Regions from separate parts of the Homo sapiens genome. Here region 1 is linked to region 2. A link is a loop called in an ENCODE intact Hi-C map of the cell type or tissue named here. Cell type or tissue: mammary epithelial cell. All regions are shown on one strand. Each heading gives the region's core, and the rest is flanking DNA. Links, peaks and the distances in the headings are about the cores only.

Evidence for each region. Peaks named below come from ENCODE experiments on the same cell type or tissue, not always from the same donor. Only the 100,000 strongest peaks of a DNase experiment are listed, where the experiment ranks them.
Region 1: a loop joins it to region 2, with 3 times the contacts of the local background. A loop is called at or near these places in 4 of 110 quality-filtered maps.

The regions. Positions count from the first base shown.
Region 1 is chr9:79,607,240-79,615,574 of GRCh38, forward strand. It overlaps TLE4 (TLE family member 4, transcriptional corepressor), which reads left to right. Exons shown (of 20, transcript NM_007005.6): 5 at 5,417-5,479. LOC124902329 (a long non-coding RNA gene) reads left to right here and starts at 5,486. Exons shown (of 2, transcript XR_007061903.1): 1 at 5,486-6,305; 2 at 7,837-8,335. RefSeq lists an enhancer at 1,931-4,603. In mammary epithelial cell, for the core only: no CTCF peak of the experiment used is centred there; a DNase peak (open chromatin) is centred at 3,942.
Region 2 is chr9:79,666,425-79,674,759 of GRCh38, forward strand. All of the region lies in intron 8 of TLE4 (TLE family member 4, transcriptional corepressor), which reads left to right. Among named protein-coding and RNA genes, the nearest start is that of TLE4, 99 kb to the left of the region's middle. In mammary epithelial cell, for the core only: no CTCF peak of the experiment used is centred there; a DNase peak (open chromatin) is centred at 4,177; H3K27ac peaks cover 2,047 bases.

The DNA.
Region 1 (8,335 bases), core at 236-8,235, 59 kb before region 2:
TTGTTTAAGTTCTTTGTAGATTCTGGATATTAGCCTTTTGTCAGGTGGGTAGATTGCAAAAATTTTCTCCCATTCTGTAGGTTGCCTGTTCACTCTGATGGTAGTTTCTTTTGCCGTGTAGAAGCTCTTTAGTTTAATTAGATCCCATTTGTCAATTTTGGCTTCTGTTGCCATTGCTTTTGGTGTTTTAGTCATGAAGTCTTTGCCCATGCCAGTGTTCTGAATGGTATTGCCTAGGTTTTCTTCTGAGGTTTTTATGGTGTTAGGTCTTACACTTAAGTCTTTCATCCATCTTGAGTTAATTTTTATGTAAGGTGTAAGGAAGGGATCCAGTTTCAGCTTTCTACATATGGCTATCCAGTTTTCCCAGCACCATTTATTAAATGGGGAATCCTTTCCCCATTGCTTGTTTTTGTCAGGTTTGTCAAAGGTCAGATGGTTGGTTATAGGTGTGTGGTGTTATTTCTGAGGCCTCTGTGCTGTTCCATTGGTCTATATCTCTGTTTTGGTACCAGTACCATGCTGTTTTGGTACCAGTACCATGCTGTTTTGGTTACTGTAGCCTTGTAGTATAGTTTGAAATCAGGTAGCATGGTGCCTCCAGCTTTGTTCTTTTTGCTTAGGATTGTCTTGGCAATGCGGGCTTTTTTTTTGGTTCCATATGAACTTTAAAGTAGTTTTTTCCAATTCTGAGACTTTGCTGAAGTTGCTTATCAGCTTATGGAGATTTTGGGCTGAGACGATGGGGTTTTCTAAATATACAATCATGTCATCTGCAAACAGAGACAATTTGACTTTACCTAATTGAACACCCTTTATTTCTTTCTCTTGCCTGTTTGCCCTGGCCAGAACTTCCAACACTATGTTGAATAGGAGTTAATAGCTAAGATTAGTTTTATGTGTTACATGTTATTAACACTTTTGTAAAATTGATTTTTGATAAGGTAAAAATGGAGTTGTCAGTTTAGAGAAATAGTACTACTTGAAAATTTTTCCTTATATTTAGTCTGGATTTTAAGTTAGAATTTCTCATTAGTCCTCTGACTTTTTAATCTAGGGTCAGGCAAGATCAGTTTCAGAAGTTGTACAGTTTCTTTAGAAAATTTGGAACAAATCAAGATATTTTCTGATTGAAATTTTAAAGAATTGCAGTCTTTGTTCTCTAGTGGTGAAGTGAAGTGATAAGGTTGCAAGATTTATTTGTGTTTATTCCAAAAAGTATTTCAGGCAGGGTAAGTAGGACTTCTTTGTCACCTTTTTAAAAAATGTTGATATTAAAGTGGATGAATGTATGTTCTTGATAAACATTCAATAAAATAAATAGATTCATCTTTAAAAAAATTTTGGCAAGAAACTGCTGTACAGAAAACGAATGGTAAAAAGTTATTCTTCAGGAATGTTTCCTAAAACTGTAATTGCTTTAAGTTAGCTGCTGAAATGGTTTCCTAATAACGCTTTGTTATTCTGTTTTATTTCAACAATACATATGTAGTAATGTTGTTCCTATTTTGATGAGAGACAAACCCATCAAACAGTTTTTAAAATCAACAATTGCTTTTGATATATCCGTTTGATTACTAAAATAAAGCTATTGGTACTTTCACCCAAGTTTATTATGTTTTTAAAATAAAATTTATGTCTTTTTAAGGAAATCATATAGGCTGAAATGATCTAAATAAAAATCAGATTTTTATTGTATCAGGTCTATTTCAGGGAATGTAGTTAAATTCAGGTATAGGGTTAACTAAGTTTTTGTCTTTTAAATGATTAGTAAAATTTGTTATGTGATAAAGGAAATATGTATTTGGTATTGTGTGCGTTAGTATTTGTTACTTTTTAACCTAGTGATTGAGTTACAGCTTTCTTTTCAACACATGACATCACTTTCCCATGATGTAAGATAGATGATAAATTTTCCAATGATTCTTGAGTTTTGGAGTATGAAGAAATAAAGGATAAAAGATTCTTTTCTGTGTTTTCCTGTTTCGTTACTACCTGGTCATGCTCCTAGGCCACTGTCCATCAGTACTGTAGAGTTAGCCTGTTGACAGTCACATGTCATGTGTTGAGTGCGTAGCCAAGGGATTTTCGTAGAATGCCTTTTTTGTCTTTACATTTTTCTGAGATATTTTATCCAAACCAAGGTTTTCTTTAGCAGGGATGGTGATCATTTTTATTTTATTTATTTTTTTGTTGGAGAATGGTGTAAAGGTGGGTAATTTTGAGAGAGAGGAAATAGAATGGTAGTGAGTTGAGGGTAGGAAAATACATCTGCAACTTTTATTGTTTTTTAAATGAGCATCTTGATAGGGAAGATAGAATGGAATTGTCAAAAATTGTTAATGTGTTTGACAAAGTGTGGCTGTCAGTATGATCTTTTTGTTACATTTTGACATGAACAATTGTCCTTTTATTGGGGCTGTTAATGCTATTTTAGAATATCATGAGCATCTGAAGGCAATAGTTTAGCAGTGTCCATAAAGCATCAAATACCATTATAATATCTAGTAACCCTAACAGCAATATTTCAGAATCCCTGCCTGTTTAAATGGGCTATCTGTGAATGTACTTGCTCAGGGATGCATGACCCACATCACCTATAAATTTGATTGGAAGCTAACAGTACTGGCGTAGCCTGATGGATAGCAGATTAGAGCCCTGATTAACCATGTGATTCAAAGACTGGGAATATATTGTCTAAGCAAGATTCATCAGATGCAATCAGAATTTCAAGTGGTCAGATGAAATTCAAATGTGTGTTGTGGCTTTTCCTCCCCTATTGCTTTTCCTCCTAGGTTGCCTTTTTTTCCTTCTTTCCCCAAAGCTGAAAAATACTTCTTTGATGAATCTGCTCCTTACCCTAAAGCTGTCTGTCTGTTATTCATCAGAAAGCAGGTCGCAGTTCAGTGAGCAGAAGAAAAGATTTTAATAGAAGCTGTGCCAAGGGCTGTAATGCATCATTTTAGGGCCCTAATTACATTACAATGACAAATATCAATGGTGACAACAGCAATAACCTACATCCTTTAATGGCTGTGCTGGAAAAGGAGTTTGGGCCCCACGCCATTATATTAGACTCAGTTTCAAAACATAGGCCATTAGAAGTGTGTGTCCACAGTGTTATTGGCTGATCGCTAAAGCCCAGTGGAAAGGCCTGTAAATAAATGATGCCTCCCTAAAGCTGGGTCCTGTGGGACAAAAGAGGCGAAATTAGATGACCATGGGAGCAGCAGTGTTTCCGAGGCAACTTTAGATTTCAAAGTGAAGAATGACCTGCTTAATTTTATGAAATCACACACACACCCCACCCCCCCACTGCCAATTAGCCTGACCATGAAAATCCATTGGCATGACAACTTAAAGAAATTAAGAAGTCTTTTAAACAAAAGGAGATCTTTAACGGAAGTTTGGAAGGTTTCTGCCCTCCCGTTTCTGTTGTGTGTGTGTTAACCTATGTGATTGAATAAAAAGGCTCTTCTCCTTTTTACATTTATTTTTAAGAAAATGTAGAATTTTTTTAAAAAATAGTTGCTCAGACTTAATACAGCCTAGGTCCAAAATTTTATTTCACCAGATGAATAAGTTTCCTTAGAGTCGTTTTTATTGCCTAGATTATGTAGGCGAACTAAAGAACTCAGTTTTCTTATGTGCCCACACATTTTTCAGCCCTCCTAGCAAGGGACTATTTTATTTATGTAAACAACATAATGACGAAAATATGCTTGGCAGATGGTTCTAAGCATTAGAATCATCAGTTTGGTCTGCCCCAAAGTGTCTCATTATCTTTTATTCTCTCCCCCTCCACCTCTCCCTGCAAAAAGCTTAACAACCAAATGCATTTGAGATGCTGTACTTTCAGCCTGGTGAATGCTACTCTATTTTTATTGCTCACCCTGGAATTTCACCCCATAACCACTGTGGTATGTTCGTCCAGGTGGAGAGTGGTTTGGTGATTCCCATTGCAGCTCTTCATGGTGGCTTAAGCATTCTTAAAGGATGGCTAAATGCTCCATGGGGCCAGTGCAGTAAATTAAATCAGGTCAGCACAGTTGGGTCCTTATTCACTGCAGCTTATTGGTGCTGGGTTTTTGTCCATACTGTTAGGAATGCAGGCTGGAATGGAAAGCTTGGATTTGAAACTTCATGGTGAATTTGTGTTTTCTTTTGGCTGGTAAAGTTTTTAAGGTGCTGGCATTTAAAAGATTGCATAGCTACACAGTTAGAAGGGTTGCTGATGAAAGAAGGAAGCCTAGATTGCACAAGTAGAGTGTCACTGTCATTCTGGTAATGACTTGGCAAGAAAAGGCATTTTGGGCCTCACATAAAATGAGGAACTGACCCTGGATGGAATTTAAGAATGTCTTAGGGATAGTAATTGCTTTACATTTTCTGCCTTTCAATTCTTCTTAGCTCTCTTTCCTCCATTCCATCATTAAAATATAAACTATTTTGTATGTACGTGTATTAAAAAAAACTGTGTATTTATACATCACAAAATATACAAGGCACCATCTGAAAAATACAAATTAAGATAAACATTGGTAAAACTGTGAGTAACTTTTTAAAGAAAACATGTAGTGGTGGTTTTTCTTTTAACTTACTGTAGCATCTTATTGGTTTAAAATGTCTGTACTTATAAAAATTATTAGAGAATAGACTGTTCTTTGACATTGTTGGGACTTTTGCATATCCACAGTAAAAAAAAAAAAAAAAAAAAAAAGTTCCCAAGGATAGTTTCCAGATACATACAGATTGCTTCCTGCTAAGTGTAATAAGATTTTAGCATATCTCAACCTCTGCACACTGAAAACCTTGGTAGGACACATTTGGAAATTTTTATGGTTGAAGAAAACATTTTGTTCTCCAAGAATTTGTAAGAATCCGAATTAGCCAACTTTTTTGGGTTGTTTGGGTGCTGCTGTTTCAGAAGTTTAGGGTCTTGAGTTTAAAATCACAGCACCAATGTTTTTAAAGCAAAGGCCACAAATATAGAAATCCAATGATTTGCTAATTGATGGAGTTGAGATGTAGGAAAGAATGTATCTTTACTTATCTAAATTCTTAAGACTTAGAAGACTGCAGGTTTTATGGAAAACATTAGTATGAGCAAGGGTCCTGGTGAAGGCTGTTGAAAACTGATTTCCAGTCATGGAAATTAAATTCCATTTTATATTGCCCTGATGCTTGAAGGTTAACTTTTTAAGATGAATGCTGGTTAATAAATTGTGCTGTTAATGTGGCACTGTTGTCACTGCTTCCTTTTAATGGGCTTACTGATGAGATAGTTTTCCTCTTCCTTAGGAAATATGCCAGCCAAATTATAAAGTATGTTTTAATATCATCCTGTTAATATTTGGGGAATCTGTAACCAGCTGACTGTTCTCTTTATTGCTTTCCTTTCCCTTATTTTTTGCAGGCAGAGATTGTCAAGAGGCTGAATGCTATCTGTGCACAAGTCATTCCTTTCCTGTCCCAAGAGGTAAGGTAGTTGATTTTAGGCACTGGACTAGAAGTTGCCATTTTAGTGGTTTTGCAGAAAAGGGATTGTAGAACTGACTCTCTGGCCTTGCCAGTCTCTTGGTGTTTGTATTTTATTTTCATTTCTAAGAAACAGTGTTCTCACTCCAACTTGTATACCTTAGTAACTTTCTGTGGGATATAATTTATATGTGTTTACATAATGGAATATTTTCTAGTTGGGCTAAGCAAAATTCAGTCGTTAAAATATTTTGCTATCTTTGTCGTGTTGCTCAGAATTATGCTTGTTTGTCATAATGGTACCTAATAGGGTAGACTGAAAAATTGCCAGGAAAACAGGAGCTTACTCTGTACTATTGTCATTGGGCATTAAGAATTGGCAGAAGACATATCAAATGGAAAGACTTTTTGTAGTAAACAAACTAATGAAGCTTTTGGCTAGCTACTTTTAAACATTTACTTCTTGTTTCCTGATTAAGTCTTTATATTATTGTGCTTTTGGGAAAAGACCTGCAAGATGAACTCATTGAACTCGTTTCTCTGAGTGCCACTTTTCTCAAAATTAGGCTTTGGTGATGGTAGGCTTAGCACATTGCTAAGGCCTGGCATGCGGCTCACTAGTTCTCTTGCTCACCTACAGGGGAAGTGCATGCCATCAGCAAACAGGCACAGGTTGGAATAAAGCGATGCATTTCTAGTGCTTGTTGGCTTCCTTGTGGTTTTTTTTTCTCTCCCTGCTTACTTTTGGTAGTTACAAAGTTGAAGTGAGAATACTGGAAAAAGATAATTTTTTGCTTCTGGATTACTGAATGCCTTCATTTGCTCAGGTAAGATCCACTCTAAGAAGGAAGGAGCTAATGAAATATCTGCATGTCTTGTAGCCGCAATACTTTGTGCTGTGGGCTGAGAAGGCACAGAGGCACTTTTCTTCCTACCCTTTCAGTTGTTCTATAAGTGTGTTGTGTCACTGCTTTTCAGGAGAGAGGTTCATTCACCTGCTTGCCAGCGGGCATGTGCCAATGTTATGTGGCCAATATTTGAGCCTGCATGTGTATTATAGATATGCAGATTGCTGTATATGATTTTTTTCTTTGGTCTGGACTGGGTTAGACTTGAGTAACTATGGGTACCCTTCATAGGTATATACTGGGGAGGGGGCACTCATATTCACAAATCTTGTTGACACTCTGAATTCACATGCTCTTTTGGGTCTTGATAAACAAAGGGTATGTTGTCTTTTCTCCTCCTTTAGCTGTGACCACAAAACCTACCACCAGTCATGTCCCCATTTGCCTGTTTTTACTTAGGATTTGCTTATGGCTAGATTAGATGGCTTGGTGAATGAGAGTCAAGGGGTGTATCTGCATTTCTTTTGGAAACCTGACTGCCCCCTGCCTGATCCAGACTAGTGTGTATTTTTTACTTTAAGCAGCTCTGCTTTATGGAGATGGAGAATGGGAAGAATGTGTGACCTACAGAGCTGTAACCAGGCTGGGGTGTCATGTTCTAAGGTGACAGGGAAAAGTTCGAATTATCCCTGGGGTGGTATTAGACTTTGGGCCTCTGTAGGCACAGACCCCTGTATATGATCGCTGGTATGGCTTTGGTCTCATCACATTTCTGCAGGATCTGTGGGTTGTGTTCAGAAGTAGAAGGTTGTCTTGGGGATGTTGATGAAGCTGATTTGCCAATGAGTTGTTTTCCCACATGAATTATGTTGTTTGTGTGAGCAGGCCCAGTGGGAACAGAATGTATAATGGTAGTGGTGCTGAGCAAGACTGGACTGAAATTAATTGTCTAAGGAAGTTGTACCTGTAGGTGAAAGCCATGGGGAGATACTGACAACTCATTTGCTCTAGTCTGGGAAGAAAGGTGTCATACTTAACTGTTGTCATACCACTTAACTATTTATTTCCCAAATACTTTGACATTTCTTGGTTGAAATCCTTGACTCACGTATAATGATTTATGCCAAGCTTGTGCAACCCCAGGGCCTGTGGGCCACATGTGGCCCAGGATAGCTTTGAAAGTGGCCCAACACAAATTTTAAACTTTCTTAAAACAGTATGAGATTTTTCTTTGCAATTTTTTTTAAGCTCATCAGTTATCGTTAGTGTATTTTATGTGTAGCCCACATAAAATGGGATGTGTGTGTGATTTCTTCTTCCAGTGTGGCCCAGGGAAGCCAAAAGATTGGACACCCGTGATCTATGCCATGGTTTTCTAAATGCTAGTTCTGTGTATATATTTTCTTTTGCTTACTTTAGATTTAATTTACTCATCTTTTTCTAGTTTCCTAAGGTATGTGTGTATCTTTTATTGTGTGAGACACAAACATGTTTGTTTCCTTCAAATCAGGGCATCTCTGATGTTTTTTATCTGAACATCGTCCACCTTGTTTCTTCTTCTGTGCATTCTGTGAGCATTGGACTCCTTGCTTCTGCCCTGAAGCCAGATGGACCATAATCTGGAGGGAGGGGAGGAGCAGGTTAGTAGAGGAAGATGAATTCTGTTTCCTGTCTCTTCAGAGGCATGGAAAATCACTCTTGCATGGCTGTGAGCATCACTGTGCCAGGACTGAAGGCTCTTAATCTGATCTTTTAACACCGGCTCTCTGTGTGACAGTCTCGCTACCAAAACGGCAGCTGCTGCATTAGAATTTATTTTAAAATGTTTTTATTTAAAAATTAAATGATCGTATTTAGGAAAAAGCAAAACAATTCCTGAAGAGTAGTGCATAAGCTAACAGAACATTGGCTGGAGCGATTGTGAGCATCTGAAGTCAGGCTTTTTGGAGTTTGACAGGAACAAGGGGTATATTTACATACTGTTAGATGAAGTCTCTTTTTAATTTAGC
Region 2 (8,335 bases), core at 91-8,090:
GATGTGGTTTCACCATGTTGGCCAGGCTGGTTTCGAACTTCTGACCTCAGGCGATCCACCCACCTCAGCCTCCCAAAGTGTTGGGATTACAGGCGTGAGCCATCACGCCCCACCCCTTCATCTATTTTTAACAGTTTCTTAAAATCTCTGTCATGTTCCTATGTACTAGGCTGGTAAATAGCCATAATTCTTGAATTTTATTTTTAACTTTTCTACTCTTACTGTGTTTTAAAAGCAGTAATAGAAATAAAATCAGCACTTTAATTAGTGTTGTAGATATGTGTATCTATAAAAGTGAAAATGTTTAGGGGAAAAAAATGCTGCTTGTTTTCTTAGACACACAACATTACATGGAAACATTTGGTGATTGCAGTGGCTTCAGCATTTTAAGACTGGGCTACCAAAAACTGTACCTGATACTTAACCTGTTGGGCCTACCCAGGGACAGTGAAAGAGTCCAAATGGAGGCCCTCATACCATACACTGAAGTATTTAAAAGTTATAAATCCAATAAATAAATACACCTTAGTGATAACCTGAAAGACCAGGTTGGAATTTAAAATTCTCAGGCACTTTGGAGTTCATTGCTTTAACCACGTGGGTCCTCACGTATTTTCTTGTACACACCCTAGTTCTTACTTCAAAGCTTCATCGAACCCCTACAGCTGCGCCCAGATCTAGACACACTCAAACCAGCAGCTTGATCTAACCCTGGGAGGCTTCAGGAAGAGGACTGAGACTGAGTAAACCCTGGAAGTGGGCCTGGGGTGTTAGGGCAGGGAATTTCAGGGTCCTGGGTACCCAGCTCATGGTGTAGAGGCCACGGACAAAGGCTGTGTGTGGGCATGCCCCCTTGGTCTTACAGGGTGTTGCTCAGCCAACTGAGGGCCAGGGCCCACGTCAGGGGCCCTTCTCCTTCTCGCCAGGCTGCTTGGTTTGTACATGATTTCATAAGCTATACACTTAAGAGGAAAGAAAGGGAACTTAGAACTGTTTTATCTTAAAATAATTCTTTGTTAAATAAATGTCAATAGTTTTAATCAAAATTCATCCAGGGAATTCTAAAATATAACATACATATACACATATATATATGTATATAAAACATTAAAGATAATCTCTAGGAACAGCTGCTTTGACACTGTGTTTTATAGTCTGTTTACGGATGTGTATGTTTTTAAAATACTCCATTAAAAATCCGAAATGCGTATCCTGCCTATTGGAAGTGCTTGTGAAAGGAAGGTGGGGAGTTGGGGTACCATTTAAAGCTGAGCAAGGTAAAGATAGTGTGGAGCTTCGAAGTCAGGATTTTCTACACGACCCCACCCTCAATCTGGTCCACATAGTAAAGATTGGATGCTAGTGAAAATGCCAGGCAAGGGTTAGGCCTAAAAGGATTAGTCATGAAGATTCGAGATTCTTAAACTAAAGATTATCACTGGGAACTAACTCGGGTCATGATTTCTCTTTTCATCTGCCTTTGTTCCTTTTATGCACTTCCACAGTTGGACAGCTGGAAGTGCCACAGAAATATTTGAAGAGCCCTATTTAGTAGTTTACGTGAAAAGTCGTTGAATAATTCACATAACAAATGATTAGACAAGCACTTGTCCATCTGACTGAATTATTCTACATGTTTGCCCAAGCAACAAAGGAGAACAGCGTTTCCTCCTACAGAGGGTATACAGTGGTGGTATTGACCCATCTAGTTACTGGGTGGGTTTCAGTCTTTTGTTGACATTGTTGTTAATGAAAGCAGCCCAGACGAGCTGTGAGCAGCTGGGCTGGATAATTGTGAAGGATTCATGCTTGTTGCTGTTACCCCCAGTGTTTGCAGTGGGTTGTTTGCTTTGACTTTTGTTGAACTGTTGACAAAAGCATTAGATACAAATGGGAACAAATAAAGTGGTGAGATGCCAGGAGGGCTTGGCAGGAGTAGTGGTTTTCTTTCTGACTGAAGTGGAGGATGTCGGAACGTATCTAGATGGGAAGTGGAAGGTGTATTCGGTGTGTGTGTTTAGCAGTTTACCCTTCCGATACCAAACTGGAAAATTTTGTTGCTTATGTACCTTGGCTCACAGAGGTGAGAGAATCAAGGAGGTCACCGTATCTTGTAACCCTCAAAAAGCCACGCTCTTTACCATGCCAGTCAGGTGGCTTGCAGGCCAAGAATGTTACAACAGAAATAGTTTCCAGATTCCCCCTCCTCAACTTAAAACAAAATTTTAATAATAGAAGTATTTTGGACTGGGGAGATGACAGGCATGACGTTGAGGTGGGGAGGATTAAGAAGAACAGTATATGCTAAAATAGTATAGCTAGCAAATGGAAGTCATCTACTGGAACGCTTTTAATTTGCTTTAAACAAAATACTCTTTTGTATATTCAAATGGAGAGTAGCTCAGCTGTTGTGAAGCCAGAAAATTAATGGTATTTTTAGTGAAATAGCAAAAGCATGTCAACAATGTAGCTGCAGATGATAATGCTGGCATTTTATTCATGAGGAATTATCAATGCAGGTTACTGGACAACATAGTGTGACTGAAAATGATTGAGTGTCGGAGAAGCCCGCCATCCTTCTGCTCGATTATTTCATTTTGCATTTAGGCTTCCCCAGGCTTCATTTGTGCATGTATTTTCCCTATCACAAACCAAAATATAAAGTCTCCCTGGCTTAGGATTGTATGCATATTTTTTCTTCCTTTAAAATGTCTCCAAATGAAAGTTCCCCTTGAGTATTGACTCAGAAGCTGAGGAGTTCATTTTCAGTGCACACATGGTCAGTGGAGGTGGTTAGGCTTCAGAGATAGGTCCCTCTGAACAGTTTATCTAAATAGGTCTATGGCAGTTGTTTAAAAGCCAGCAAAACTCACCACCGTTTGATAGATGGAAATTGTCACAGAATATGCCTTCTCTGACAAGTAGAAGATTTGGAATAAGTAGTGAGGCCAGAAAAATGTTTAAAAAACATGGGCAAGAATAGGCAGAAACTGTATTTAGGCAATTAAAATGTCTTTTGGAAGAGTGCGTTTCAGTGATAGTTGAAGAGTTACTAAAAATATATTTGAATAGTCAGGAAAATTAAGCTATGTCTTTTTTTTTGGCCTGCAGTTTTGGTCTGAGGCGCTCTGGGCACCATCACTCACATTGTTTTGTTGGTATTATTTCACCTAGTGTCTGAGCAAGGAAGAGGCTAAGGCTTCCTTTCAACATTCTGTTCTCCAACCTCATTTATTGGATTCCCCTCTGCTACTGGTGACAAAAAGAATGGATTATACCTTTGTGTAATTGTGCTTGTTCCAGTACTTCATGTGACCAAATCTAGGAAAGAATAGGAATTTACTGAGTTTGTTAAAAGTGGGAATGGCCCAATTGTTTTAGTCTTTGCAGCATCTTAATCCTAGAGAGCAGTGACCAGTGAGAAGAGGTCAGGATTTTCTCAGAAATGGGGGCATGCGTTACATGGCTGTGCTCCACTCAAAAAAGTTACATGAATGCTCCCCACGTTTCAGCTCTCAGAAGATATTTTGCTTGTTTCAGTACTAGATGGTCAAATGGTAAAGGCCTAGATCTGAAGTTCATGAGGAAGAAACCCCTGAAATGACAGACACTGAATGGGGATAAATGCATCTATGTGATTAAGTAGTTGGTAGTTCTTCCAGGGTTTATTACTCAAGAGAGGAGGTAGGGAAATCGTGCAAGTAGAAAACTTGAAAAGACTCACCTTAGAGGGGATAGCTAAAGAGTAAAATGAGTAACAGTTAAATAAGAAAAAAAAAAGAAAGAAAAAAAAACTTGAGAAGACAATAAGGCAAGAAGTTTATCACCATTAACAAGCCAGAAGAAAGAAAGAGACTACACCGACTTGACTCAGCATGACTCCAAAATTATGAGACCCTGGGCAAAAGCACAACAAAAGGCTCACAAATGAAAAGAATGAGTTCAAGAGAAATTTACTTAGGCCACGTCAAAAAGATTGGTACACTGCACCCTCAGGCAGTGACCAGAGATGCAAGGGTAAGCATATTTTTGTAAAAGACCTGTTTTACAGACAGATATGCCTCAGTCTTTCCTCCCCCTCCTTTCCCACTGCTCAAGCAGGTATTCATGTTTGCTGTGCTTTTAAAGCTAAAATATCACCCTTGTTAACGGTGACTCAAGGTGACTCTACATACTCTGTTCAAACTGCATTTCTTAAGGTTGGGAAGCTGGTGTGTGTTGGGACCTGTCTACTTCTGTGCATGTGGCATGCTATGAACTCTAGACAGCCAGTAGGCAGGAAACAGTGTAGCAATACCAGCTAGACACTCATCCTCTGGAACCAGGTGGTCTGGGTTCAAATCATGCCTTATGCTATTTACCATCCTTGTGATTTTTGGCAGTCTTCTTCTCTATCTGTGTAACATGGGAGTGGTAAAGTTGCCCAATATAGTAGGTCCTTATTGGTTTTTTTTTTGTTTGTTTTTTTAGTGTACAGTATGAGTAATTTGAAAATGACCTGGTTGTGTTTATTCTTTGGAGGGTTAATATTTAAATTAACTTGCATTCCACAAACAAACACAAAACTAACAGCAGAAAGGAGCAAACTAGAAGTGTGCCAGGCCACAGGGAAATTATTGAGATTAAATTTTGCCTAAAAAAAAATCTACAAAATGGATCTTGTACATGCAGATGGTTGAGAATTAACTTTAGCTGATCCTAGCACATATTTAATTCCATTGGGGATTTTGTGTTTAGGGATAGTTCAACCTTGGCTGAGAATGTGACTTTTATGTATTTTACAGCAAAACTACTTGCTGCTCATAATGGATGAAATTGGAGACCAAAGAGGAAGAACCTTCTGGGTTCCTGTCAGTCTAAATCCTGATTTTAAAAGACATTCACCTGCCATGCTAGTGTTGTGTGCTTCTACTGGTAGGAAAAGCTAATAACTACCCTGACGAGCTCAACGAGTGGCCCGAGGACTGTGATCTCACAGTTTACCGTTTTTGCAGAGAGCCTCTTTTATTTTCGTGTCAGATTATCTGTAAAATGGACTTCTCCCTCCAGTGTTGTAAACCATAACAATTCTGGCATTCCTCTAATTGTGTGGGGAGAGGGAGTATACCCAACAGATGCTTGTCGAGCAGGAGAGACTCTTGCTGCTTTTCATTATTTTACTACTCATACACCTAATCCCTGTCAATAAGGTTGGCTGTTTGGGGAAAGAACACACATCCCTGCACTATAATACTGATTTATTTGCAGCTTCTTTTCTTCAGACCGAGTTAACTGAGGAGTCTCACAAGGCAGTGAGTCAGCCTTGCTATGGACTTTGACAGAAGTATATCTGAAGGGAAGGGAGTGATTGCAGTATTCAGGGTGCTGGGGAACAGCAGACCTGGTTCAGCAAGGGGAGGTTAAGGACTATACTCCCACCCCTACTCAAGACATGAATGCCTCTCATAGTGTGATCCCTGGTTGCTTTGTTTTCAGTGAAGATTAGCCTCAGTTTCTCCGTTAAAAAAAAAAAAAAGTCAGTCTGGAAGATTTTATACGGCCTATGCTTTTTAGGCCATTGAAACAAAACACTTTTTTTTTTTTTTTTTTTTTTTTTTTTTGCAGAGGTGGTGGTGGGGGAGGGGGGATGCCCTTTCAGTGATTAGTGCCCTGCTACATAGTTGTCTTCCAGAGCTACAATGTCAAGGAGCCCTCCTGTCCTGGGGAGAGAGGGTGCGCAGAATGGAAATTCAGCTTGCTCAAAGAGTCATACCAACAGGGCTCTAGCAGATTTCATATTTTCTTAATAAGAATGACAAAGGGGCCAGAGTCCTGGAAAGTAAGATACACACTGGGCATAAGATGGTGTTTGCCCTCATGGGAAGAGTGTGGTTTTCCCACAGGAGAATCCAGAATAACCAACCAACATGGCCAAGTTTCCCACTGTGGGCGGGCAGTGAGGGGCCCCTGAGCAGACAGGATTTCAACTTCCCACATGAGCCAGGGTGGGTCTGGCAAAGGTTTAGGAGATGTCTTTCAAGTGAATCTGTTTTTCTACATGTTTTCTACCTCTGGATGTATAGAGTCAGCTTCCTGCATGACCTGTTTTTGTGAGACAGAGGACCTGGGAAACATGAGGCCATATTTGAGGCGGTTCATTCTTACCAACCGCCAGACCTTTGTTTTTAGAGAAGTGGAATCTTCACCAAAGGCCCAAGAAGCCTTTGTGGGGTCAGCTGTGCTTGAGAATTCTTGAATCTTTGTTACTCTTTATCACCTACCTGAGATGCCACTTTTGCTTGCTTAGCTCAGGTTTGGAATTTGATTTAAGAGGGATTCACATTTCTCTGTTTATCAGAACTTAGCATCAATTGTGTTTCTTTGTAGAGATGTATGTTACTTAAAAGATAAGGGAAAGGAGCATGTGTTTCTGTAGCTCAGAAAACCCTAAGAGGAAGGACCAGATAAAGTGGAAACTTTCTACAGCGACAATTAGAGTTATGTTAAAGAAACAAGTGCAAGTGAGGGCAGGTGGAGCATAGAAAACTCTCAGCACAGGGACTCAATTAAAAATGCTTTTAAAATGTAATTCCAATCAATGTGGATAGTCTTAGAACATTGCAAGATGTGTGAAAACATGCTTTAAATGCCAGCAACCAGTGAAAAGGGCACGGTTTTAGAAACCCTGCTATAAATTATGTGCCTTTGGCTTTCAGGAACGTGGAGGATACATCGCTGAAATATTCAGAATAAATATCAGAGAGAATTGTACAGTCTTTTCATTCTGCAAGGAATGAAATTTTTAAAGAGCTAGTTGTGTTTGGCGTAAGATCCTGAAATTTTTTTATAGTGTCACAACATTTGTTTTGGGAGATGTACAAATCAAATCTGATTATAACAAATATTATAACAAAAATATCCCTCTAACCAAACAATTTCTAGACCCCAACCAGTGGTCCACTTATTTAAAACAATATTGAATGTAACCCAATTCCATTAAGGCAAAATAATGTGAGTTAGTCTTGGAGTTTTTCTTTCATGAGTTCCTTACCTTTTGGAATTCATATAGGCAATTGGCAGTGATTCCAAAAATGTTTATTTACCTTTGGAACTATATGATTTTAAAAGTGTAGTTTATCTTTCAAATTATTTTCTGCATAGTTCCATTTTACAGTATCTGTTTTTGTGGGAAGAGACTACTCCAAATGAAATTCTGGTTTCTGATTGGTTTCCTCCTTGCCTATTTTAGTTTCTTATACTTTTATACCTAAAAAGTTTTTCTTGCATTTAACAGAGTAATTTCCCCCTAAAAACTATTGAAGTAGTAGCATAATTTACATGTTACTTCTTGTCAACCACCAAAACCACAGGGTACAACCTGATCAAATACACTAAATATGAAACAAAACACAGGCTCAAAATAGAGTAGATGGCCATTGCTGCATGTGAGTAGTTTTTGCCCCGACCCCTGGTCAGTTGATTCCAGTCACGCCTCTCCATGCCTTCCTGGGGGGTGATTTTGTAGGGCCGTTCTGCTTAATGTTTCCTGACTCAACCTGTCCCTGGGTTCAGAACCCAGGGATCTTCTTCCTCCTAATTACCCTTGCCCTCTTTAGTCCTCCCAGGCTTCAGGCTTCCCTCCAAGTGGGGATCCCTTCCCAGATAAAAGAGTTGAGAAGTGGTTTATTGCTTTTCTCAATGTTTAAGGAAAACCACTAGAAGGCTGCTTAGTATAGAGTGAAAACCATGTGCTTTGTAGCCGTTGCCATGGGCTCTGGAGACAGCTCTGCCCCTGCTAGCTTTATGACCTTGGACATGAATAATAATTAGCACTGTGGGTGCATATACTCTGTGCTGTCATCAGAACAGCCCATTAAGGTGGAGTTTGCTATTATCTCCGTGTTGCAGATGAGGAAAGTGAGACACAGTGAGACTAAGTAAGTTGCCTCTGGTTCACCCAGAACATAAGTGATGAGCTGACTAGGATTCAGTTAGTCTTCAGAGCCCATGCTCATTATCTCTATTCTAGGGTCAGTTTTAAACCCTCATCTGGATGTACCTTACTTGATGTAGGCAAAATGCAAAGATTAGAGATAGGAGGAGCCCCAGCAAGGGGCCTGCCACGTAGGAAAATACTTAAGATTATAGGAGCTTCCTCCTTTTCCTGTCAGATCAGCAAAAATCCAAAGTATCGATTTTGTATATGTGTATTTGTAGTAGTGCTGTTGTGATGTGTTCTTTTCATGTGACTTGTCTGTCATATGTCCTTAGAGTGTAAACTTGTCACGTGGGGCGGGATGTTTTAATACTTCACAATTTTTAGGACCTTCAAAGTGGCGGTTCAAGACCATTTCAC